Linked DNA regions of Mus musculus: all the other regions are linked to region 5. Evidence: chromatin loops called from intact Hi-C (ENCODE). Cell type or tissue: left cerebral cortex. All regions are shown on one strand. Region 1 holds the start of Mfsd14b (major facilitator superfamily domain containing 14B). Region 2 holds the start of Ctsl (cathepsin L). Region 3 holds the start of Cntnap3 (contactin associated protein-like 3). Region 4 holds the start of Zfp369 (zinc finger protein 369). Region 5 holds the start of Prxl2c (peroxiredoxin like 2C).

Region 1 (5,000 bases), 800 kb before region 5:
CAGATCCCATTACAAATGGTTGTAGCCACCATGTGGTTGCTAGGAATTGAAGACCTCTGGAAGCACAGTTAGTGTTCTTAAACACTGAGCCATCTCGCCAGCCCTCTCTCCATACTTTTTATGTTGAAATTTTAAGATATTAATTCATGTTCTGAGAATAAGAGTAGTGTCTATATCTATACCTATATCTATACCTATATCATCTCTCTCTCTCTATCTATATCTGCGGAAATCTAATGAGAAGAAATAATTTTCATTTTGTTTTTTAACCCAAAGTTATTTTCCACGCTGAAAGAGATGTTTCCTCTTGTGTATCTTTTTATTAATATGAATCTAAGTCATGAGTCAATACAGAGTACTCCTGGACCAAACATGGTAATACTGGTTAGTGAGAATCATTATTTTTCTAATTCTATAAGATGCCAAATTATGTGGAATACATGGTATTCACTTGAATTAGAACATAATCAATTTCCATGATTTAAATGCCATACAATAAACAATCTCTAAAAAAATTATTTCATAAAGGGCTAGCGAGATGGTTTAGAGAAAAAGGAAATTTATTCCAAGCCTGAATGCCTGAGTTCAATGCTAGGGACTCATGTGGTGAAAGAAGTAAAGAAACCCCTAAAAGTTCTTCTCTAACCTCCACACATGAGCTGTACTCACATAGATACATAAAACAACATACCCAGCAATAAATTTAATTTCATTTATTATTATTTATTTATTATTATTTTTTTTAAAGAAGTGGTGAGGCCTGGTAGTATAGACCTTTATTCACCCACTCAGGAGGAAGTGGTAGGTAGACTTCTGTGAATTCAAGGCCAGCCTAATCTACATAGGTATTTCCAGGATAGCTAGGGCTACTTAGTTAACTCCAGCTCCAAAGATAAACAAACAAAACGAAACAAATCTGTACAGATTGCTTAATGACTATGAGCCCATACTGCTCTTTCAGAAGATTTGAGTTTGATTCCCAAGATAGGAGTTCAGTTCTCAGTTCCTATGCAGGGTGGATCACAACTTCCAGTAGCCCTACCTCCAGGGAATAGGCCACTTTTTAAAGGCATCCATGATTACCCATGTGCATCACACATCCATATAACACTCAGACTTATGTATATAAATAAAAATAAAAATGGCTTAAAGGTGGTGCACTTGATGAGTTTCATGTCCCAACACTACACATCAAGGCATCAAACATGGTTATATATACTTGCATGTGTACATGTTTTCCCTGCATGTGTGTATGTGTGTGTGTACCATGTATATGCTAAGGCCAGAGAGTGTGTCAGACCCCCAAATCTTGAGTTACAGTTGTGTGATGCCACACTGGTGCTGGTGCTGGGAACAGAACTTCTGTCCTCTGCAAGGACAGCAAGTGCTTTTAGTTTTGCGTCATCCCTCCAGTCCTCCAGGTTACATTTAAATCATTGCAGTTCAATTTGAGTTTTCACAAACTGGAATTTATTCAAAGAATATCTGAAAGACACGAGGTCCAGGCTGGCATTTTAACCAAATGGTATTAGATGTTTTTGTGTAGGTAGTATAGAGGGCAGGCTCAGAATCAACAAAACATGGTTGAAACAGAAGGAAAACTTAGGCTCATTAAAGGATATTGAGAAGCCAGCCCATCTCAATTCGAGTCTATAGCCAAGTTAAGTTTCTGTTTACTATAAAACTTGAAGTTTATATATTTCTCAGAGATGGGCTGCACCCTAGCCCAGTAACCATAGAATGTACTGTAATACCTCCCGCCCCAGCTACCTGTTTTTGAGAATGTTCTATACCAATACCCATTGTTCCATGACCCACTTTAACCTTGACCACCTGGTTTCACTTCTGTATCTACGATTCCATGCAAAATCCCCCACCCCATGGTTTTGCCCTATATAAAGGGCTTGAGAAGTTGGCTTGGGGCTGGTATTGTGAACCCCGTTTTAGGGGGAGACAGCTGCTGATTTGTCTCTGGTTTGTACACAATAAATCTTGCTTTAAACTGGCCATAATTTGGGTTGGTGATCTTTCGATTCACGTCTGTGAGATTAACAATATAATTTACAAAAATGACAGAAATCTGTAAATGTGCTTGACTTGTTTAAACATTCTGTCTCCAGTTATATTTAACAATTAAGAACAATGTCCAGTGTGGTGGCTTAAACCGACACCCAGCATATGGAAAACTGAGGCAAGATCATCAACATGTATTTAAGGCCAGCCTGGGTCATATATGAAGAAGGGTTGAGGACAATCTGCCTGAGATTGTGGATAAGAAAGTTCTAGGTTTAGTAAGTGCGAGCGTGCGTGCTTGCCTCTGGGGAGTGAGCATAGCTAGAGCCTATTGGAATACCAGGGAAGTGCTCTACCACTGAGCAATATATTCTGTGTAATTTTCTGTTAATCAGTGCATGGTTGGAGGCTTCTGAAATCCTGTCAATTGTAGACCACTTCCCCATTGCAGGATTACAGTTCCAGGGGCTGTGTGTCAGTTTGTTCTTTTTATAACTATCATCCTAGGAAAGGGGATAACATTTGAAATGTAAATAAAGAAAATATCTAGTAAAAAATCATTTACTTGGGGTAGGGGCTGGAAAGAACTCAGTTCCTATGCTACCTAAGGACCCAAGTCAGATCCCTAAAACCCACGAAAAGGGGGAAGGTGGGATGACGTGCAGTTGGAATTCTAGCCCGGGGTAGGAGTAAACAGTCCCTAGGACTCGCGGGCAGTCTAATCCAATCAGGAACGCTTTGGGTCCTTCCAGTCTCCGTTAAAATCTATAGGCCTGGAGTCCCTAGAAGATGACGCAGTTTTGATGCGCTACGCAGTCTGGGCGGAGCTTGCCCGAGCTTCTGGAGAGGGGTGGGCGTTCTAGGCGGGAGCTGCCTTTGCTGAGTTCTCCGGGCGGGACGCCGTCTCCCGACTGTTCGGGCGCTACTGAAAACTACTCACTGCCAGTGTCGGGGTCCTGTGTTCACGACCACCACTGAATAGTTGAGGGCCCTGTTCGCTTCCTGCACGGATCCAGCCTCGGCGTCCTCTCAGCAGCCGGTGTCGCCACTGGCGCCGCCGCCCGAGCGGCAGGCCGCTGCGGATCGCGGAGCCCATGAAGGCTCGGGCCCCGCCGCCGCAGTGGCGGCGTCGCCAGTGTCTTGGAGCGCTCCGAACCTGCTCTGGCATGACGGCGGCATGAGCACGGACGGGGAGTCGCCGGAGGAGCCGAGGTGGAAGGCGGTGGCCTCACCCAAGGCGTCAACCATGCCTGAGAAGCGCGGGAGCGCTCAGGCCGCGAGCGGCAGCTGGGTAAGTTTTGACTGGGTTCGGACAGGGACTCTGGGATTGTGGCTGTTCTAGGAGAGCCAGGTTCTTTGAAAAGCTGGCTTTCCTATCAACTCCTCCCCAGACGAACCTCTAGGAGATTTGGTTATTGATTCAAAAGCCACCAGACGCGGGACAGTAATATAATTTGGATATAATTCTGTGCAAATTGACAGAAATCTTCTGGGCACAGATTTTGTCCACAGCAACTTAGACAGTGTGTGTGTGTCAGTCTGTCTTAAAGCCTTCATTTTTCGCAGTCTCCGGAATTGCCTACAGGGATGCTGGAGGTCAAAGTGGGAGGCGCCTGATACTTCCTCCTCCTCTGGGTTTCAGAAGTGGCCTTAGTGTAGTAAGAGGAAGCTGAAGATCTCTGTACCTGAAGGTGAAAGTTCAGCCTGATCTCCTTTAGTGACATGTAAAGTTGAGATGAGTTTGACAGCTAGGGAAGGCTTATTTTCCTTGACCTGGATTCACAGTACAGACCTTACCAGTGCCACTTTTTCTTCTTCTTCTTTTAATGGTTGGAAACTAAGCACAGGGACTAATGTCATTTCTTCAGTCATAAGTATAAAAAGGATTTTTGGGGAAGGATCTACTTAGGACTTAAAACTTAAAGTTTTGCAGTGAATTGAGTACAAACTCTTGCAACTATGGGAAAGTTTGTTCAATGAGAAATAGGAATTTATTTAAATATGATATGTGTGGTCATGTGTTTTTCCTGTTTTTAAGCTTGCATATTTAATTTCTGTTAAAGAATACTAAGTGGTTCCAAGTGCATACTTGACTGTGTGAATTCATCTTTGGTACAATTGGGAGGGTAGAGAATTAGTAGTATGCAGAATGAAATCTCAAGTCAAAATTCAAACATGCAAAAATTTTGAGGTAAAACAGAACCACATACTATATCACATAGTATATTTTAGTAAGGGCTTACTAGGTACAAAATTGCTGCAACTCTCAAAAGTCTGCCAAGTACAGACCTTAAAGTCTTGTTCTGTCTGCATTCTTGTGGCTCATTTCCTTGATGTTTTAGACCTAGAGTAGAGCTGGCTTTTAGTCCTGATTCTACCAGAGTTTTACCACTCAGTGCCTGATCTGTTAAATGGTCATGTATTGAAGAAGCATAGGGGGATAATTTTTTTTCCCAAAGCTAAGGTTTTTCTAATGTAGAAAGCTTACCTTGTGGGGTAATTTCTGTAAAATTGGTTTTTCTCATTAAATAGGTTACACTTTACTTTCTAAATGAAACTAAATTACCAGTTCACCTTCTTGGCTTCCACTAGTGGATGGACAGTACTAATTAGTGGACAAGCCAAGCCAAGCCCAAGGAATGTGCCAGCTAGAAGTCAGTGTAGGGTATTTTTTCTCTATTTCTTTCTACCTGACTCTTTTAAATTTGTTTTATATATTTACTGTTTATGTATACTGTGTGTGGGTTCAAGAGCACATATGTTTTGAAACCTTATGTTTTGAAACCAAAGCTCCTTCAACGTGGAGCTCACAGCCTTTCTAGACTGGCTGGTTAGTGAGTCTCAAGGATCCTCCTATCTCTGCTTCGTACACTCATCCCATCCCTTCTCTGTATAGCCCTGGCTGTCCTGGAACTCAATTTGTAGACCAGGCTGGCTTCGAACTCAGAAATCCGCCTGCCTCTGCCTCCCGAGTGCTAGGATTAAAG
Region 2 (5,000 bases), 54 kb before region 5:
AACGTGATCTTTTAAATCACTTTTAAAAAAATACTTCTTTTAGGGCCAGGAGGTAGTGGCGCACTCCTTTAATCCCAGTACTTGGGAGGCAGAGGCTGGCGGATCTCTGTGAGTTTTGAGGACAGCCTCATCTATAGAGCAAATTCCAGGACAGCCAAGGCTACACTGAAAACCCTGTCTCAGAAAATATTTTAAATACTATTATAAAAGACATTACAAGTCAGGCAGTAGTGGCGCACGCCTTTAATCCCAGCACTTGGAAGGCAGAGACAGGCGGGTTTCTGAGTTCGAGGCCAGCCTGGTCTACAGAGTGAGTTCCAGGACAGCCAGGGCTACACAGAGAAACCCTGTCTCAAAAACAAAAACAACAACAAAAACAAAACAAAAAAAAAGACAATACAAATTTTTAAAAATCACATACTGAAATTAACCAAACTCAAATATTATAAAGCTTCTAAACAGAATAGCCAATAAAAAAAATCTTATATGGCTAAAAAAAAATTACACTTTACCGAATTATTTTCTTTCAATCTTACCTATACCTGTATATATATTTTTTCTCTATCCAAGTAATTTCTTCAAGCTACACAACTACAGCCTTCTATTAAATATTACTCTTCTTGAGTGAGGAAGAGGAAACTAAAGCGGATAGCTCGGAGATAGCTTTAATCCCGGCTCTTGAGAGGCAAAACCAGGATGCCTGTGATTGCCTGGTCTACATTATTAAACCCTATAACCCCTATCTCAAACACATACTTATATCTTTTCCAGCGAATTTATCAAATTCCAGAAGTGGCGCATGCCTTTAATCCCAAAACTTGGGAGGCAGAGGCAGGCGGTTCTGAGTTCGAGGCCAGCCTTGGTCTCCAGAGTGAGTTCCAGGACAGCCAGGGCTACACAGAGAAACCCCGTCTCGAAAAGACAAAAAAAAAAAAAAAAAGGAAAAAGAAAGAAAAAAATTGAAAGTAAGAAAAACAATTCATAATGTAAAGTAGGAAAACAGTCTCCATCGTTCTCAACCGCTTTTTTTCTTTTCTTTTCTAGCCACCATCCTACAACCCCACCCCCACCGCCGCGTCCCCGCCTGCCACGAAAAGAATTTCTACCAGACTTGAGAGAAATGCTCCTAAGGAACAATCCATGTATAGGTAAGGCAGGAAGTGCGGCGTTAGAAGCCACGTGCTGATCTAAATTCTATGGACACCCGTCCAGCCAGACCCTGGAGAGGTGACTCTGTCCTCCGCTCTGTCTTCTTCCACTTACATCAGCATTGTTGTGGGTTAAACAGAAACCACGGGTTATGCAACTCTCCACCCTGCACATTTTAATCTACAACTTTCATACAAAAGGAAAGGTATGGCTGAGGTGGAAATTCCACAGCAGGCCTTTTTTTTCCTACGCTTTTCTTACAGAACCAAGGCACCACGCTGGCGTGGACCCTCCAAAGTGGATCAGCCTCGCCCCAAGGCTTGCACCACAGGACAGGTTACGACCCGGCGGCGTCACGCGCCCGGACTCCCGCAGGCTCCGCCCCGAGGCAGGCATAGCCAATGACGGGGCGGGGGCGGGCCCTGTCGGGGCTGTAGCCTGAGAGGCTTTAAAGCCTGAGCCCGGCGCTGTTCCTCCAGATTCTCGGACCTCGGCGACCTCCGGGGATCCGAGTTTGCAGACTTCTTGTGCGCAGCTAGCCGCCTCAGGTGAGTGACCCCCGCGGGTTTAAAGGCTTCCCGAGCAAGGGCAGGTAGGGGAATCTAGAATGTGGGAACCATAGCATCTGCAACCCGGACTGGAGACCCCCGGATGGGCCAGGATCTCGAGGATGTGTCCTCGGCCTCCCCGAAGTGATAGGCCCTTGTTGTCGAGCGGGGTCTTCATCAGGTCATGTGACTCCGGGCTGCCGGGACCCGTAGGGACAGCGGGACCCCCTCAAGCTGGTCACGGGACCCAGGGCTCCTTGTGCCGCCATAACATTCGCGGGCGGTGGCCGCGAGCGCGGAGCGGACGCCCATCCCCCTCTCCCCCGGACGGGCCCAGCTTGGCCCCTAACCCGAACTGAGATCGCATAAGGAGGCATCGCCTTGAGGCTTCAGTTCGCCTGATGTGCAGCTGTGCGTTAAAGTGTGTGGTGGCAACCCACCCTCTGGGTACTCCTGTATGCCCACTTGGGGTCACTAATACTTGTCAATAAATGACCTGGACCCAGTTGTCCTCTTAAGATTCTGACGCATACAATATCGGAAGACTTAAGACTACCGTGGCGCTATAATAAGAGAAAGTGGGGGGGGGGCTGTCGAGATGGTTCAGCGGGTAAGAGCACTGACCGCTCTTTCAAAGGTCCTGAGTGCAAATCTCAGCAACCACATGGTGGCTCACAACCACCCATAATGAGATCTGACACCCTCTTCTGTGCGTCTAAAGTCAGCTACAGTGTACTTATGTATAATAATAAATCCTTAAAAAAAAAAAAGCAAGAGAAAAGGGTTTACCCCTGTTCCAATGACTACTAGGCTGTTTTTGTTTCAGTAGCTAGAGTCTAGGAACCTCCAAAGATTAATTCCTGACTTGTTTTTCTCCACTCATAATCACATTTGTTAACACGTGCAAGGATGCTTCAACTCAGAACGGTTTACTGCTGGGCTGGTGGCTCATGGATCCCTAAACTTGAGAGATGGGTCATTGAAAAAGTTTAAAGCCTAAACTACATGAGAAACTGTCCTTAAAAGAGAAAGCTTCCGTGGGATTCTCATTTCCTCTTTTTCCTTCCCTAGGTGTTTGAACCATGAATCTTTTACTCCTTTTGGCTGTCCTCTGCTTGGGAACAGCCTTAGCTACTCCAAAATTTGATCAAACCTTTAGTGCAGAGTGGCACCAGTGGAAGTCCACACACAGAAGACTGTATGGCACGGTTTGTAGTGTTTACATTGTCTAGAGAGAATGGTCTTCCTTGCCCTTGGAAGTGTTTGTTTGGTTGGTTGGGTTTTGTTTTTGTTTTTCCAAGTCAGTGCTTCTCTGTGTGTCCCTGGCTGTCCTGGAACTTGTTCTGTGGACCAGGCTGTGAACTCAGTGCTAGGATTTAAGTCATGTGCCACCACTGCCCACCTCTTTCTCCCCCCACAACCCCCCTCTCTAACCCTCAGAAGTTTATAGCCAGAGAGTAGTCTCTAGAGGCCAGCTCTTAGCAGGAATAGCCCAATCATACATCCATTGTGAGCAGAGTAGAGCACATACATCCCTTTGTGTGTTTTCGGGAGGAGTGGTGCCTTTCAGAGTGTGTAGCTGTTCCTGTTCCAGTAGATCCATTTGGTCAGATGGATTGGTTTTTTTATTTAAGATTTAGTTAGTGAGATATATGTCACTCGTGATATATACCACACTTATGTCTGGGTATTGTGTACATTCTGGAACTAGTTAGAAAGTACCATATGGCCGGGCAGTGGTGGCACACTTGGGAGGCAGGGGCAGGCAGATTTCTGAGTTTGAGGCCAGCCTGAGCTATACAGAAAAGAAACCCTGTCTCAAAAAAAGTAACATATGTGAGTGCTGAGAATTAAACCTGAGTCTTCCACAAATGGTCTTAAACACAGCCATCTCTCCAGCACCATCTCTGCCTCTGGAATTAAAAGCCTGTGCCAACATCTGGCTCCCCCTGTCTATTAACAAAAAATGAAAACTGCCAGTTCTGTGCTTGCTCTAGAATGAGGAAGAGTGGAGGAGAGCGATATGGGAGAAGAACATGAGAATGATCCAGCTACACAACGGGGAATACAGCAACGGGCAGCACGGCTTTTCCATGGAGATGAACGCCTTCGGTGACATGGTGAGTGGGGACATGATGCGAACTCTTGAACTCTTGAGCCCTCTCCTCCATTTTCTTTCTACAAAGTTATCTCACCTTTTCTACTTTTTTTTTTCTCCCTTCCCGGAAGACCAATGAGGAATTCAGGCAGGTGGTGAATGGCTACCGCCACCAGAAGCACAAGAAGGGGAGGCTTTTTCAGGAACCGCTGATGCTTAAGATCCCCAAGTCTGTGGACTGGAGAGAAAAGGGTTGTGTGACTCCTGTGAAGAACCAGGTATGAGGGCTGGGAGAAGTCTTGAGTTTGATCCCCAGGGTCCACACTTGGAAGAGACTCGAGGTGGGGGAGGGGCGGGAGTGCAGCATCACTAAAGATAATGATTTGATTACCCTCCCCCAGCAGCCATCAACTGGTAGTAACTCCTGAGAGGAGCCAGGCCCCATGAGACTCTGTCCTCTGTGCTTTAGCCTTGACCACAGTGTTTTGTTTTGTCTGCTCTTTTGGATCCTGAATGAGACAGGATCTCACAATACTAGCCCAGCCCAGCCCAGCCTGGCCTCAAACCCAGGATCCTCTTGCCTTAATCTCTCTAGTGGATTGCAGGCATACATTGCCCTACCCAGATTCCTGTCTTACTGTTTTTTTGTTTTGTTTTGTTTTGTTTTTTTCGAGACAGGGTTTCTCTGTATAGCCCTGGCTGTCCTGGAGCTCACTTTGTAGACCAGGCTAGCCTCGAACTCAGAAATCCGCCTGCCTCTGCCTCCCAAAGTGCTGGGATTAAAGGTGTGCGCCACCACGCCCGGCTTGTTTTTTTTTTTTAAGTATGAATATATCTGGGGGTGGGGAGAGATGTGGCACACACTTTTAATCCCATCACTTGGGAGGCAGAGGCAGGAGGATCTCTGAGTTCAAGGCTATACTGTCTACAGGGCGATTTCTAGGCCATCCAGGGCTACATAGAGACCTTGTTTCAAACAAACAAAAAGTGTGCATGTATAAAGGCTGTTGTGCTGTTTCTCTTACAAGCCTTTTTCTCTCTTCAGGGCCAGTGCGGGTCTTGTTGGGCGTTTAGCGCATCGGGTTGCCTAGAAGGACAGATGTTCCTTAAGACCGGCAAACTGATCTCACTGAGTGAACAGAACCTTGTGGACTGTTCTCACGCTCAAGGCAATCAGGGCTGTAACGGAGGCCTGATGGATTTTG
Region 3 (5,000 bases), 590 kb before region 5:
TTAGACAGGGTAAATTCCATGAAACCAAACAAGTAGAATTTCTACTAGATTAGGAATGTACATTTAATAGTAAGTATACTTAGGTGTTTACTGCAGGATATTAAACTTTTATAGATCCATATTGGACAACCAGGGGAATAATTGTATTGGCACAGACTCTCTGAACCACACCCTGTGCACCTTATTTATTATTCATGTGGAAACTGTTCCAGTACAGTTCTGGTCTACAGTGCTATGAGAAATTCTAGAAGCATAAAAAGTCTGAACAGCCAGTATTTAACAAAGATTCTACTGGGAAACAGCGTTTAGGGATACCCTTTTGAGACAAAGAAAATTATATTTAATTGGGCAGTGGTGATGGAAAGACACCTCTTGCTTATTATCCATCTTTGAAAAGTTATTTGTAGGGGTTTCTTTTAATTAATGGCAATATAACTAATTTGCTGATCCCATATTATTTATAGGCAATGATACTTTGCATACGTTACTCTCAGATATTCAGCACAAAATATTCAGAAAATAAAATAACTTTCATTTCAAAGAAATGGAAGAAAAGCTTGTTCTCAGAGTCCTGGACAACAGCAGTCACAGACTCCTGAGTCAAAATGTTTTCCTAAGTGTCTCAGATGCTGTTGTAATGCGAAGCTGACCTATACGTAGTCTTAGCCTTTACTTTCTTCATTTGTAAATCATCTGAGTGATTTCTGTCTTGTATCTTTATGAATCCAATAGTATCAACACTTGAAAATTTATATTAAGATCACATTGCATTGCTTAGAAAGATATTCTAAAAAATAATTCTAGGAGATACAACACATTTTTGGAGTAGAATTCCATTTTAGGACTTGAAGTGCCAGTGGATTTGGCTACACTTTTAGGGATTCCAATGTAATCTTCAGAACTTAAAACTGAAGGACTATAAATTCTAACATACATTGGAATACACTTAGTATATTACATTTTTTTTCCTTCTAGAAATAGTTTCTTCATTTCCAGGAACATTGTTTCCGGACAAGAATTTATTTTAAAAAATGAATGTATTTGTTATAATGTACAAGCAGCTTTATATAATTAATTCAAGCTGTAAATATTTATGAGATCATCATCCCATAAAAAAGTAATATGTGAGTAAAATCCTACCAAAAAGATGAAACACAGGACCTACCATTCAAGGAGGGAATGCCTAAGCCAGAGTAAACTCTCTTAAGTTTTAACAAGTAACTTTCAAGTGTCATGACATTTTTACACAACTTTCTGTGCGTGCGTGTGTGTGTGTGTGTGCACGTGTGTGTGTGCACACTTCCCTGACCTTTCTCACGTACCTTACTGGAGGACCTGACCAAGATGAAGGTAGTAAGGCATCTGCCTCAAGGTGAAAACTTCAAGAGACACTTAGAAATCAAGATTAATAATATTTTAGTGCAAAAAAGAAAAAAAGAAAAAAGAAATCATGTGCTGAAAAAAATATTTTAGTGCTGGCAAAGATTAAATTTAATGGGAAAAAAAAGATGCGGGGGCAGGTGCTTAGACATTAGGGACAACACAACAAAAACCCTGTTAACAAGTGAGTCTCATCAGACTTGCCTACCAGCAGTTTGACCCATGAGCTTTCAGATAGAGCGCTTCTGTATGCATCTGTAGAGTCCTTTCTGGCCCATTGTTTTTTGATATGAAACAGAGCAGAGTCAACCCTAGATGTACTCTCTGCAGTCCATTACCAAGGTGATAACACCTGGCCTTTGCAAACAGCTGTCCTAGTATGGCAGGTTTGTGTGTGTGTGTGTGTGTGTGTGTGTGTGTGTGTGTGTGTGTGTGTGTGTGTGTGTGTGTGTGCGTGTGTGTGTGTGTGCGCGCGCGTGTGTTCAAAAATGAGTCAGGTGGTCCCCAGAGTCCAGTGCATACATCCAGGTGAGAGAGGCAGCTGCATGAATGAACTGAGGATAGCTACCAAGACAGTGAGCAGAAGCTCCTATGTCCTCTCAGACTAGCATTTGATATCTGCCACCTTCAGGGACTTAAGTTGGGAGAGCCAGGGCTCGTACCTCTGGGACAGGTAGGGAGTCACATAGTCTGGAGCTGGAGAGGCTGTCGTCGCAAGGTGGCGGTCCTTACACGCGCAGCGCGGGGATCGGGATTGTGTGCAGCTGGAGCAGAGGCTCTGGCTTCTACGTTGCCAGAGCAGGGATAGCAGCCTGTGAGTTGCAAGAGGAAAGCCGGCAAGCAGGGAGGGTTGTCAGAAGCCAGGCAGGACACTGAAGCCACCCAAGCAGCTGCTGCTCTCTTTATAGAGTTTCTGGAGCCCAAAGTGATCATGGCACGGGTCAACGGAGCATTCCTGGATGCGTTGCTGCTTCTGCTGCTGCTGTCTGTTCAGACCCTGCCCCTAGTAGCAGCAGGAGATCCACGTAAGTACAGCAAAATGCTTAAAACTTGCTCTAGGCTATCTGGAAAACTTTGCATTTAATTCCTGGTTTAATTTGAATCCGAATAGCAGAGCATAGGGCTGGTGAAAAATAAAAATGGGGTTTCAAATAAACCCTATTCAGTTGCAACCTGAAAAACTAAAATTTATTTACGATAGACTTTCATCTTCTGAGAGGGTCTAAAATACATAGTGTGTATTTGAATTTATTTATATATCTGAATAATCACTAAGGGGGTGAATGTTTCATAAAAACAGAAAGACCCATGTGTTAGGAATTAATTGGCCAACACTATCATTTATTCCCCTTGAATGGAACAATTTCCAGGAATTAAGTCCATCAGAGAAATGACTGGCAGGCATTACATCATCCTGCATCAGTTTAGCTGCTACCAGCATACAGTTTTGCAGACCTTGGTAGCTTCAGAGTTAAGATGCTAATTAACTCTTAAATACTGCAGGGATGGAGCAGCTATAGATCAGCCTAAATTTTATAGGCCAAATTTGGCACCCTGCTCAAATTGCTCAGAGGGGGGGGAAAACACGTGGGTATTCTCTTCACAGAACAGGTTGTTTCTAATAGTAAAAGTTATTGTTTAAAGACAAAACTTTGCTAGTCATTCTCTATGTGTCAACATTTACATTTAAAAATTTTGTCACGGAGTGCTGTGTTTCTGATTTGGCAAAAATCTAGCATGCTTTTATTTGTAGAATGGTCAGTATTTTAGTGGAGTAATAATAATCCAGATAGTACAGAAAAACCCAATACTTTTATTTTTATCTTTCACGAAAATGTAAAAATATGCCTCAATTAAAATTCTACTGATTTAATTCAGCTATGAGTTTAGAATTTTAAAAATATATTCCTCCTTGAATTAAAAAAATAACTTTTTAAAAGTAAGTTTTTTTTTTCTTTGACAGTCCCATGTATGCATATAATGCACTCTGGCTCCTCTCCCCACAGAAACTTTACCTGATATCCTAACAATGACGTCGCTCACACCCCTTTCCTACTGGTCCCTTTCTCAGATTCATCACTTTTGGTTTGGTTTTGTTACCCATTTAGTTTAACCACGACCATCCGTGTCACCACCTGATTGGAACTATTCACATTTTTCCTCCTTTCTGCTTTCACTCCTCTCAGTCCAAACCTCATTGAATCAGCTAATAAAAGCTAGTTGTCATATTTAGAAATACAGATCACTGAAGGGCAGGATCCCCTGGAGGCAGCTCTCAGGGTTCACCTCAACCTTCTTTATGAAGTCTGCCATACTCCAGAGTTCTTCGTGCCCTGAATCCTCAAGCTGAGATAACGCCCACGGCTGATAGTGCAGTCCCTGTATTGAACACCTATACTCATGCCTTTCACATCCAACAGTCTTAATTTACAAAATTTATCCCACCTCTGTATAAATTATAAAAAAAGTTAAAAGCTTAATTTTGTCTCATAGGAAGGCTTTGCTAATAAAACGTAGAACCCAATTTGAAGGGTCCTATGACAGGGCCTATGAAGAAGAAATGAATCGCTTGTAAGGGAAATAAAATCACAATAAAGTAATTCAACAACCAGCTAGTAAAACGCATAATGATAAATCGCTAGAGATCACTTTCACTATTTGATAAAGAGCTTCAAGAGTCTCAGCTTGAGAAAAAGAGAACAGAGGCAAGAAGGCCTTAGCAGCACTACCTTTTCTAGGTTCTTTTTTTCCAATTTTTTATTAGATAGTTTTTTCATTTACATTTCAAAAGATATCCTGAAAGTTCCCTATGCCCTCCCCCCGCCCTTCTCCCCTACCCACTTACTCCCACTTCTTGGCCCTGGCATTCCCCTGTACTGGGGCTTGTAAAGTTTGCAACACCAAGGGGCCTCTCTTCCCACCCATCTTCTGCTACATATGCAGCTAGAGACACGAGCTCTGGGGGTACTGGTTAGTTCATATTGTTGTTCCACTTATAGGGTTGCATACCCCTTCAGCTCCTTGGGTACTTTCTCTAGCTCCTCCATTGGGGGCCCTGTGTTCCATCCAATAGATAGATGACTGTGAGCATCCACTTCTGTATTTGCCAGGCACTGGCATAGCCTCACAAGAGACAGCTATATCAGGGTCCCTTCAGCAAAATCTTTCTGGGATATGTTTTGTTCCACAGTTAAAGATTACTTCTCACTTGCAGAGTTGGTTGCATTGACAATACTTGGCTTAGAATCCAATGGAGGATTAAGAAGCCAAAAGAAGTTAAGCTGTTCCCTTTTACAAGGAGCCTTCTGGAAAGGGTAGGAAGCATCTGAGATGAACCCTGGTGAACACTCATACGTGTTCAAATGATCTTGCCAGTGAACTTGGCTGATCCAGGCCAGCTCTGGGTAACACTGAAAATTTCAGTGCAAATGTGAGATTTTCTTTTTCAATTGACCAGCTTTTAGTATTCTCATATTCAATGCACATTTATTTATTCTAAATTATCTTTGAGACAGAAAAATTCTTCTAGATTAAACTATATAATACCCAAAGGTATTATATATGTGTGAGACCATCTTGAGTACCAGTTTAAAAAAAAAAGTCAATGTAGGCATCTGAAA
Region 4 (5,000 bases), 960 kb before region 5:
GCAAGCTTGTACAACCACTCTGGAAATCAGTCTGGCGGTTCCTCATTAAACTGGACATAGTACTACAGGAAGATCCAGCAATACCTCTCATGGGCATATACCCAGTAGATGTTCCAACTGGTAATAAGAACACATGCTCCACTATGTTCATAGCAGCCTTATTTATAATAGCCAGAAGCTGGAAAGAACCCAGATGTCCCTCAACAAAGGAATGGATATAAAAAAATGTGGTACTTTTACACAATGGAGTACTATTCAGCTATTAAAAACAATGAATTTATGAACTTCTTAGGCAAATGGATGGATCTGGAGGATATCATCCCGAGTGAGGTAATCCAATCACAAAACAAGTGTCTTGATATGCACTCACTGATAAGTGGATATTAGCCCAGAAACTTAGAATCCCCAAGATACAATTTGCCAAACACAAGAAAATCAAGAAGAGGGATGACCAATGTGTGGATACTTCATTCCTCCCTAGAATGGGGATGAAAATACCCATGGAAGGAGTTACAGAGACAAAGTTTGGAGCTAAGATGAAAGGATGGACCATCCAGAGACTGCTCCACCCGGTGGTTCATCCCATAATCAGCCAACAAACACAGACACTATTGCATATGCCAGCAAGATATTGCTGAAAGAACCCTGATACAGCTGTCTCTTGTGAGGCTATCCCAGTGCCTGGCAAATACAGAAGTGGATGCTCAAAGTCATCTGTAGGATGGAACACAGGGTCCCCAATGGAGGAGCTAGACAAAGTACCCAAGGAGCTGAAGGGTTCTGCAACCCTATAGGTGGAACAACAATATGAACTAACCAGTACCCCCAGAGCTCGTGTCACTAGCTGCATATGTAGCAGAAGATGGGCTAGTTGGCCATCATTGGGAAGAGAGGCCCCTTTGTCTTGCAAACTTTTTATGCCTCAGTACAGGAGAATCCCATGGCCAAGAAGTGGGAGTGAGTGGGTAGGGGAGCAGGGTGAGGGGAGGGTACAGGGGTAAATGAAGAAAATATCTAATAAAAAATTTAAAAAAAAAAGAAAATGTCAGAGTTGGGTGGGGGCAGGTAGAGTCAAGCCTGGCATTGAACTTCTAATCCTCCTCCACCTCTGAAGTCCTGGAATTAAAAGCGTGCTGCACCCACCCAAACAAGTGTTTATTAAAGTGGAGCCTGGCTTACCTACTGAAATCATGTTATTGAGGTTCTCCATCATGATTTCCCTGTACAGGCACTTCTGTTGGCGATCTAGCAGTGCCCACTCTTCCTCGGTAAATCTCAGTGATACATCTTCAAACTTCACAGATTCCTAAAAGCCATAAGATGCAGTTCAGCCGCAGGTTTTCCTCTTCCATGGTGTCAGAAAAATAGAAAGGCTGAGCAAGATGACCCAGCTACATTTTACTTATCTCATGTTCCTTTGTCTGAATCCTTGAGCAAATCGGTCTGACACTAATCAGGGGACAAGTGAGACTGTGGTCTATGAAAACCTGTTCATTTCTCACTAACCAGGGGATAGGACTGTTGGCTCCCATCTATACCTCTTTTCTTGTTTTTGAATTATCACTTCTTTAAAGTAGCTGCTGAAAACTAAACATGAGCCTCTTATCTTCTAACACCTGTCAGTTTCTCTCAACCAGATCCCCAGCTTTTGTTGTTGTTGTTGTTGTTCTGTCGAGATAGGGTTTCTCTGTATAGCCCTGGCTGTCCTGGAACTCACTCTGTAGACCAGGCTGGCCTCAAACTCAGAAATCGGGCCTGCCTCTGCCTCCCAAGTGCTGGGATTAAAGGCTTGTGCCACCAAAGCCTGGCCAGATCCCCAGCTTTAAAAAAAAAAAAAAAAAAAGTTGAAAAGGACTGGTGAGATGGCTCAGTGGGTAAAGGCTACCAAGCCTGAGTTTGATTGATCTCCAGGACTCATGTTGAAAGAAGGGTAGCAATCCGGAAAGGTGCCCACAAGCAGGCAATAGCACACATGTGCATACCCACACACAAAATAAATGTAATAGAAACATTTTTTGTTTTTGAATTGAAAAGCTTCAATCTGGCTTGCCTCAATCTGGCTTGCCAGTTCCAGTTCAGAAATCGGTTTGTTTGTTTCTTCTATTCTAACCCCCCTCTTGGGCAGTCCTTCAACTCCTCCCGTAACTCTAGGGTATTTGAGAGCAAACATCTCACCACTAGCCGGCCCCTGAGCCGTCACAAAAGCTGAAAAGAAGCCTTTACTCACATGGGGCCAGGTTGTTGGAAGCGTGGAAGCCATACTGTCCTCAGTGTTCTCTAGCGGTAGGAGGCAGAATGCTGATCGTCCTGAAGGTGGAAGAGGCACTAAGGAATGTGCCCAGTGGCTCCCCCACTTCTGCCCATATTCCGACCTCTGCAGGACATAACCAGTCCGCCCCAAAATTGCCAAGTGCCCAGTGAGTCCTCTCCCCGACTCCCATAAGCTTACAAAACAGGTTCCCCTCTAACCGAGAGGGGATGGTTGATGTCCTCCAATCCAGAATGCGGTCGGTTTTCTTAAACCGTGTTCCCCATCTAGAACGGGATGCCTCCTCAGGATCCGGACCCACGACTACACACCTTCTCCGGGGTCCATAGAAGTGGAGCCACTAACGAAGCCGACACTGGACTCCGGAGGCTGCAAATGAAACAGAAGATAGGAGTTGTCCCCGACGGGCTTTCACGCAGCGTTACGAGTGCTTGCGATAAACACAATGGCTCTTGCCTGTCGGTCTAGCCCCTGAGTCGGCTCGCTGGTCCGGACTACAACTCCCAGGCGCCCCCGCGGACGTCGAGCGGCGGCAATCTGTTGGCGTCCTTCCTGTTGGCAGGCTAAGCCGAAGTCCGTAAGCGTCTGCTACTGGCTGCTAAAGAACTAGGATGAAGCCTTTGAAGGAGGCTACTAAGATGCTAAGCATCTCCGTGGACAGAGACCGAGACTAGGAGGGAGTCGAACCCACTAACAGGAGCAAATGAACTTGGACAAACCGGAAGAAGTGCTGGTGTTAGATCGGCTGGGGGATGCTCGCCTTGTAGCAGAGTAAGGAGGGCGGAAGGAGGGCGGAAGGAGGGGACACACAGAATACACAGCTCGACTAGTGTAGAGGGGAGGGACCCGGATGGGGACTGGCTGTGGGTCGAAGGCAAGAGAAGACAAAGTCATTTAACCGAGTTTCCTTAGGGGAAGGAGAAAAGAATGCAATCGTGCTGTAGTTTCAGCGGTGTCCTTAAAGGGAGAGGAAGAAAGGACTAAACCGTAGAAACAGAAAGCCATTAGGCATTGGAATTAAAATTTTACTCGTTTCTATGAGAGGACAGGCGTTTGCGTCCAGATCTGTAGAGTGAGCAGGGTTGTATGGTTTAGGCAGGGTTGTATGGTCTTACAACGTTTAGGTGGTAAGTGTGGAGACCTGGTGGACTTGAAGGATATGGTAGGCTACACTAAATGTCCTCTCCAGTTTTCCCCAGCAGAGGAAGGGATGTAGTGAAAATTCTAGAATTTTGGTTTCTTGAAAAAAAAAAAAACCAAATATTATAAGAAGGTGCTTTTATTTTGATTCCGGGTATAGGGACGTAGGGCTGCTTCCGACTGCCTGAAGCAACTGACCATGATTTATTTGCCTTGTGCTCTAGCAGAATCGCGGTTCTGTCTGCAGCAGAGTTTTGGTAATTGTGTTATATTTGGAACTCTGGGAACTTTTCAGAGGGTATATAAATGTTAGAGCCCGATAGGCTGGGGGCTGGGGTGGGCCAGTTGTTGGTTGTATAGGGAGGAGGTTGGTTGTAGTTTGTTAGTAGCTGAGGCCAAAGGAGAAGCAAGAGAAAAGAAATCAGATTCGGGGATCTTCCTAATCACTCTCTCCCCTCTACTCTTGTTCCTTTCCTGTCTAGTGTTAGGGGGTAGAAAGGGGGGTAAGGATAATAATGGGAGGAAAAAGAGAACCGACAAAGTAGCAAAGACCAGTTACAAAGGGACACGGAGGATCAGAGATGTATGAGGAGAATTAAAATTACCCTCAGTCCCAGGGAGGCTAACTGTAAATATCCATGCATATGGAGAGCTCTTAGGGCAGCTTCTAGGAATTTGGCAGAAATTTGACATTAGACTAGAACACAGAAGTAGGCTCAGGCAAGAATTTGACTTTGGGCTAGGACAAGAAAGTAGGCTCAAGATCTTGATCATCTTGTAAGTCCCTGAATACCACGGGACCTTGTTTATTGCCTTGTTTGTTCCTTGACTGAAAACTGACCTTATTCTCTGCATGTACTTAGAATGGCATAAAAACAGACTGGAGAAAAATAAACCCACTTCAGCCTCTGCACAGGTTTGAGTGGTATTAAGTCTAATTGTCTTTTTCTTTTCAATCCTCACTCCCTCCCTTGAGACCCTGTTGACTGACTGAGCTGGCTTGATCACACACAGGGATTCATTTGTACGATACACATCAAGAGGATGTGGGTTCTGGTAATGCCAGTTATTAGGTAACCTGTGACTAGGTTTGTTCCTATTGGCAGATTAGATTGGGGGAACCTGAAGTCTGCCCCTGATCATAATTTGGTATGTTTGTAACTCTAGACAGCTCAGAACAACAAAGAATTCTGTTGTGTTCCTTATACTGTCTAGTATTCTATTCCTAGGGTCTCTTTATATTCTGTTCTGATTTATGTAATCTTGTCTTATTTGGGATCCAGACATACTGATGCCTAGAGCCTAGCGACCTATCCTTCTCAACCCAGGGTTTATGTATTCCTTTGAGGTTTCTAAATAGGGTTGGCAACACTGTGTCTAACTGTGGTCATGCTTCTTATTCTTACGGCTAAAATAGACTACATATTGTTCTTAATGTTTTTTTAAATTTTATTTTATGTATATGTGTACACTGTAGCTATCTTCCGATGCATCAGAAGAGGGCGTCAGATCTCATTACAGATGGTTGTGAGCCACCATGTGGTTGCTGGGAATTGAACTCGGGACATCAGGAAGAAGAGTCAGTGCTCTT
Region 5 (5,000 bases):
GTATAGTCCCAATCTGCCTTGAACTTTCTGGCCTATAATTCAGGAAGGATCCTCCTGCTTTCAAGTGTTGGGATTACAGATATGCACCACCACACCTGGTCTTATGTAATACCACTTTATCAATTGAGCTGTATCTCCAGCCCCTAGAGAATATATTTTTTTAAAAAAAGAATTATTTAGCCGGATGTGGTGGCGCATGCCTTTAATCCCAGCACTCGGGAGGCAGAGGCAGGCGGATTTCTGAGTTCGAGGCCAGCCTGGTCTACAAAGTGAGTTCCAGGACAGCCAGGGCTATACAGAGAAACCCTGTCTCGAAAAACCAAATTAAAAAAAAAAAAGAATTATTTTATATAAAAAAGTACACTGTAGCTGGCTTCATACACACATCAGATCCAATTACAGATAGTTGTGAGCCACCAAGTGGTTGCTGGGAATTGAACTCAGGACCTCTGGAAGAGCAGTCAATGTGCTCTTAACCACTGAGGCATCTCTCAGCCCTGAGAATATATTCTTTATAAAATTTTCTTTCAGGAGTTTGGGAGATAGTTCAGTTGATAAAGAGCTTGCCATACTAGCATGAAGACTCGAGTTTAATCCCTAGAACCTTCCTAAGAAGATAGGTACATATAATCTCAGTGCTTGGGGCTTGCTAGCTGGCCAATGTAGCCTTCCTGGTGAGTTCCAGATCTCAGAAAGAGAGAGAGAGAGAGAAACCTTGTTTCGAAAAACAAGGTAGATCACTCCTGGGAAATAACACCCAGGATTGACTTCACATGTGCACACACATAGCAAATAAAGTAAAACATGGATATCAAGTCTGTTCTGTAGATCACTTTGTCCCTTGTGATTCATTGTCCCAACACAATCTCTAACCTCGATTCCTAAGTGGAAAGGGTGGAATGTGGTATTGGTTTGTCTTGCCATTTGTTTAACAAGAGCCCAGTGATGCCCATTATGTACCAACTTGTATTTTAGGTGCAGTGGAAGGCAGAGCAGTGACTGAAATAGATCCCCTCAGAAAGGTGTCATATTTTACCGGAGACAGAAATGGTAAGAGCTGAAGAGATGGCTCAGTGGTAAAGAGCACTGACTGACTCTTCCAGAGGTCCTGAGTTCAATTCCTAGCAACCACATGGTGGCTCACAACCATTTGTAATGGGATTGGATACCCTCTTCTGGTGTGTCTGAAGATAGCTAGAGTGTACTCATATAAATAAAATGAATATTTAAAAAATTTTTAAAAAGTGAAATGCAGTTGGGCAGTGGTGGCACACGCCTTTAATCCCAGTACTTGGGAGGCAGAGGCAGGTGAATTTCTGAGTTGGAGGCGAGCCTGGTCTACAGGGTGAGTTCCAGGACAGCCAGGGCTATACAGAGAAACCCTGTCTAGAAAAAAGAGAGAGAGAGAGAGAAAGAAAGAAAGAAAGAAAGAAAGAAAGAAAGAAAGAAAGAAAGAAAGAAAGAAAGAAAGAAAGAAAGAAAGAAAGAAAGAAAGAAAGAAAGAAAGAAAGAAAGGAAGAAAGAAAGAAGGAAGAAAGGAAGAAGAAAGAAAGAAAGAAAGGAAGGAAGAAAGAAAGAAATGCATTAGTAAATTATACAGTTATTCACTGAGGAATAACTGAACCAAGACTTAAGGAGAATGACATCAGCACCTGGTCAGTACCTTCCCAGAAGAGAGGCCATGTGTCAAAGGCTCTGAGGAGGAGCAAGCAGGTGAAATTAGGCAAGTGCAGGATTTCAGTATGGTCAGAGGTCAGCTTCAAGGAAAACAGGAAATGATGTCAGGGGTGACAAGACTAGAGTCCATAAATTCTAGGGATCTCTGGCCTATCTGGATACCAGAAATGTAGAAAGGAACTCGTTTGAATGGGTGCAAAGCAGTAGAGGAGCTACCCTGGTCCCACCAAAATGTAACCAAACAAATAAATGTGCGGTTATAAGTTTTCCACTTATATGTAAACAGTGCCCTCTAGTGGCCTTATCTCTAGTAACACCAACAAAGTTCTCTGTAAAACATTCTATTCTCACACACATGTGTAAAGGTCAGAGGACAACTTCTGGAAGTTGGTTTTCTCCTCCCATTTGGGTCTTTATCAGCTCAGACATCTCGCCAGCCTCTTTGTAAAATATTGCACCTGGCAGTTGTGTGTAAAAAGCTGGTTCTTCATACCATGTTGACTGCTATCTTTTCATTAAGTGAGCCACTCTGGTATGTGAAACAGAACAAGAATTCTTGCAAAAGTACAGTTTTTTATGCCCTCCTTTGTTTGGAGTAATGACACAGAGACGTGGCATATTTAGGAAAATCTTCAGGCACTAACTTGGGCAGATTTCAAGCTATTCTAACCTGACTATGCTGGCCTGACCTACTTCTGAGCCACATAGCCTGTTACCTGCCATCTTACTCCAATTCTCTGTCTTCATTCATGTCCTGATAGAACTCTCCACCTTCTACCTGAGACCCCCTCTCTCTCTTTGTCCAGGCACAGAAATCCCACCTTATCCTCTCTCTCTCCTTCCCAGCTATAGGCTAGTCAGCTCTTTATTTAACCAATCAGGAGTTGATAGAGAACAATGTTTTACAAAATACTGAGTCATTCCAAAGTCTAGACTGCAGTCAGATCTCTGGGTACAGAAATCAGCACATGAATACACAGTGCACATGAGTACAATGCACATGAATCACAGTGCACATGAATCAAGTGCACATGAATACACAGTGCATGAAAACACCCCCAACAAATTCTGATCCATCACATTTTCCACCATGCTGGATTAATTCACATAAACCCATATAATATTTTATCTGACTTCTGAACAGTAAGTTGTGATTTTGTTTTGTCCTAACATGTCAGCTATCTTTGGGAAGACTTCATGATTTGGGGTTATAGAGAACAACACACAGGTCAATGTCTCCTTCAGAGTTAGTGCAACAAGGACAGCACCCAGAGTCCAGACAGTTTCTACTATTACTGTGTTCTTTTCCACCCGAACCCTAGTTCCAGAATAACAGCTCAGATGATTATCATTTATTTTTAAATGCCTAGGCCTTAAGCTCATAGCTCAGTTATCCAGTTTATATTATCCTATGTCTGTCACCTGGCTCGTTACCTCTCCTCAGCTTTATACGTCTGACTTCCTCCGAGTCCACGTAGTGAATCTCTTACACTTAACTCTTCCCCAGAGTTCCTCTCTCTCTGTCAGATGTCCCATCTTCTAATCATGCCTCAGCTTTTTATTGACAAGTGATACTTCCACAGAGTACATGAGATTATCCCTACATTCTACAGTTAAAGTGCTTTGTTTATTAGAAAGAAACTGGGTCAGGACATAGCTCTGCTTACCTACTGCCAAGCCTGACAACCTGGATGCAATCTCTTGTGCCCCACGTGATGGAAGGACAGAACTGACTCCCACAAGTTGTCCTCTGATCTCTACACAGGTAGTGTCACAATGTGCCCACATGCGCACATACAGTAAGTACAATACAAATTCTTAGACAGAGGAATACAGAGCTGACTGAAGTAAAAATGCAAAATTTGTTACCGAGATCAAAGGTTGACTCAAATAGAACCCACCTACAGGATAGAAGCCTTAACTGTGTTAGGAATTCTTTCTTGTATGCACTCTTTGTGCGTGCTTTATTTGTTTCTGTGGTCTCCTTTGAAGAAACAGGCATAGAAGGGACTTACTGCTCTGCCTACAATGACTGGTCCTGATTACTGAGGAGAACAGGGGACTAAGGAAGTGTCTGGAAAACAGGCTGTCCCATAGAATGTTTAAAGACAATGGAAATGAGTTTGGTCACTGTATCGGGTAAAGACCCACAACCAGCTGAAGTGGCTTCTCTGGGAAAAGGGAATACAGAATGGGAAATGTAAGGCGGTGATTACAAATGCCAGGTGCTGGGCCTGGGAGATGGCACTGTAGATAAATGCACTTGCCATGAGTTCAATATTTGGGATCCACACGATGGAAGCAGAGAGCCAACTTCCAAAAGTCCTTCGACTTCCACACACAAGAGGAACTTGTATATACCCACAAAGAGACAACACACACACACACAAAATAAATAAAATGTAATTTAAGTTTTATTTGTTATTTTTTTTTTTTTTGAGACAGGGTTTCTCTGTGTAGTCCTGGCTGTCCTAGACCTGTCTTGTAGACCAGGCTGGCTTCGAATTCAGCCATCTGCCTGCTTCTGCCTCCCAAGTGCTGGAATTAAAGCGTGCACCACCACAGCCTCAGCTATTAATCTAAAAATTTTAATGAACTGTTATTTTTAATTTCTTCCTCCCCACCCACTCCTCCTCTGTCTCTCTCTCTCCATTCCTCTGTCACTCTTTCTGTGTGAGTGCAGATGCCTGCAGAATCCCCAAGAAAGTGTCAAGAGTTACAGGCAGTTATGAACATTTGATGTGGGAACTGAGAATCTAACTTGGGTCCTCTTTCAGAGCAGTAGGCACTCTGAACAGTGCCTACTGTGGGTGCCAGAGTATCAGATACCCTGAGACTAGAGTTGTGAGCTGCTATGTGGATGCTGGAAACTGAACCCCCTGGTTCTCTACCAGATAAGCCAGGGCTGTTAACCCCTGATCTATCTTTCCAGTCCTTCTTCAGCATTTCCTGTGTTACGACTGTAAAGAATATGATTTTTATTGGAAAGTGTTGTAGGCAGTAGAAAGAGGGAGTGCCTCAGCCGCACCTCCCATAGCACTGTCCCCTCCCTTGGTATTCAAACTGGAAGAACGGTTTGGAGTGTTTTCCTTCTGTAGCTCCGTAGCGTCCCTTGTGGCCACGCCTCCGAAGGGTCGGCCCCGCGTGGCCCCGCCTCCAGTCCCCTCCTCACCCTCGTGACCCCGCCTTTCCAGTCTCAGCCCCGCCCCTCCCCCTTAACCCCGCCCCCCGCGGTCGGTGGCTGACCTGAGCGGTCGCCCTCCTCCGCGATGGCCGCGCCGGTGACGCGGCAGGTCAGCGGCTGCGCAGGCCGGGTCCCGAGC

The links. Peaks named below come from ENCODE experiments on the same cell type or tissue, not always from the same donor. Only the 100,000 strongest peaks of a DNase experiment are listed, where the experiment ranks them.
Region 1: a loop joins it to region 5, with 4 times the contacts of the local background. A loop is called at or near these places in 8 of 42 quality-filtered maps.
Region 2: it touches region 5 in a loop (4-fold over the local background); 19 of 42 quality-filtered maps call a loop at or near these places.
Region 3: a loop joins it to region 5, with 4 times the contacts of the local background. A loop is called at or near these places in 3 of 42 quality-filtered maps.
Region 4: it touches region 5 in a loop (2.9-fold over the local background); 2 of 42 quality-filtered maps call a loop at or near these places.

The regions. Positions count from the first base shown.
Region 1 is chr13:65,110,808-65,115,807 of GRCm38, reverse strand. It overlaps Mfsd14b (major facilitator superfamily domain containing 14B), which reads left to right and starts at 2,826. Exons shown (of 12, transcript NM_133680.3): 1 at 2,826-3,304. The coding sequence starts at 3,191. In left cerebral cortex, a CTCF peak has its summit at 2,335; DNase peaks (open chromatin) are centred at 2,814 and 3,615; H3K4me3 peaks cover 1,725 bases; H3K27ac peaks cover 1,197 bases.
Region 2 is chr13:64,366,933-64,371,932 of GRCm38, reverse strand. Ctsl (cathepsin L) reads left to right here and starts at 1,413. Exons shown (of 8, transcript NM_009984.4): 1 at 1,413-1,697; 2 at 2,769-2,905; 3 at 3,695-3,817; 4 at 3,927-4,073; 5 at 4,841-5,000. The coding sequence starts at 2,780. In left cerebral cortex, no CTCF peak of the experiment used is centred here; DNase peaks (open chromatin) are centred at 1,513 and 2,655; H3K4me3 peaks cover 2,263 bases; H3K27ac peaks cover 1,272 bases.
Region 3 is chr13:64,901,152-64,906,151 of GRCm38, reverse strand. Cntnap3 (contactin associated protein-like 3) reads left to right here and starts at 2,264. Exons shown (of 24, transcript NM_001081129.1): 1 at 2,264-2,405. The coding sequence starts at 2,312. In left cerebral cortex, a CTCF peak has its summit at 2,096 (motif pointing right); a DNase peak (open chromatin) is centred at 2,149; H3K4me3 peaks cover 813 bases.
Region 4 is chr13:65,276,568-65,281,567 of GRCm38, reverse strand. It overlaps Zfp369 (zinc finger protein 369), which reads right to left and starts at 2,714. Exons shown (of 8, transcript NM_178364.5): 1 at 2,581-2,714; 2 at 2,228-2,307; 3 at 1,180-1,306. The coding sequence starts at 2,596. In left cerebral cortex, a CTCF peak has its summit at 2,269; DNase peaks (open chromatin) are centred at 2,313, 2,851 and 3,029; H3K4me3 peaks cover 2,298 bases; H3K27ac peaks cover 1,677 bases.
Region 5 is chr13:64,312,631-64,317,630 of GRCm38, reverse strand. It overlaps Prxl2c (peroxiredoxin like 2C), which reads left to right and starts at 4,921. Exons shown (of 6, transcript NM_025370.3): 1 at 4,921-5,000. The coding sequence starts at 4,947. Gm31128 (a long non-coding RNA gene) reads left to right here. Exons shown (of 3, transcript XR_382570.2): 3 at 976-1,081. In left cerebral cortex, CTCF peaks have their summits at 1,968 (motif pointing left) and 4,790; DNase peaks (open chromatin) are centred at 1,964, 3,404 and 4,852; H3K4me3 peaks cover 723 bases; H3K27ac peaks cover 485 bases.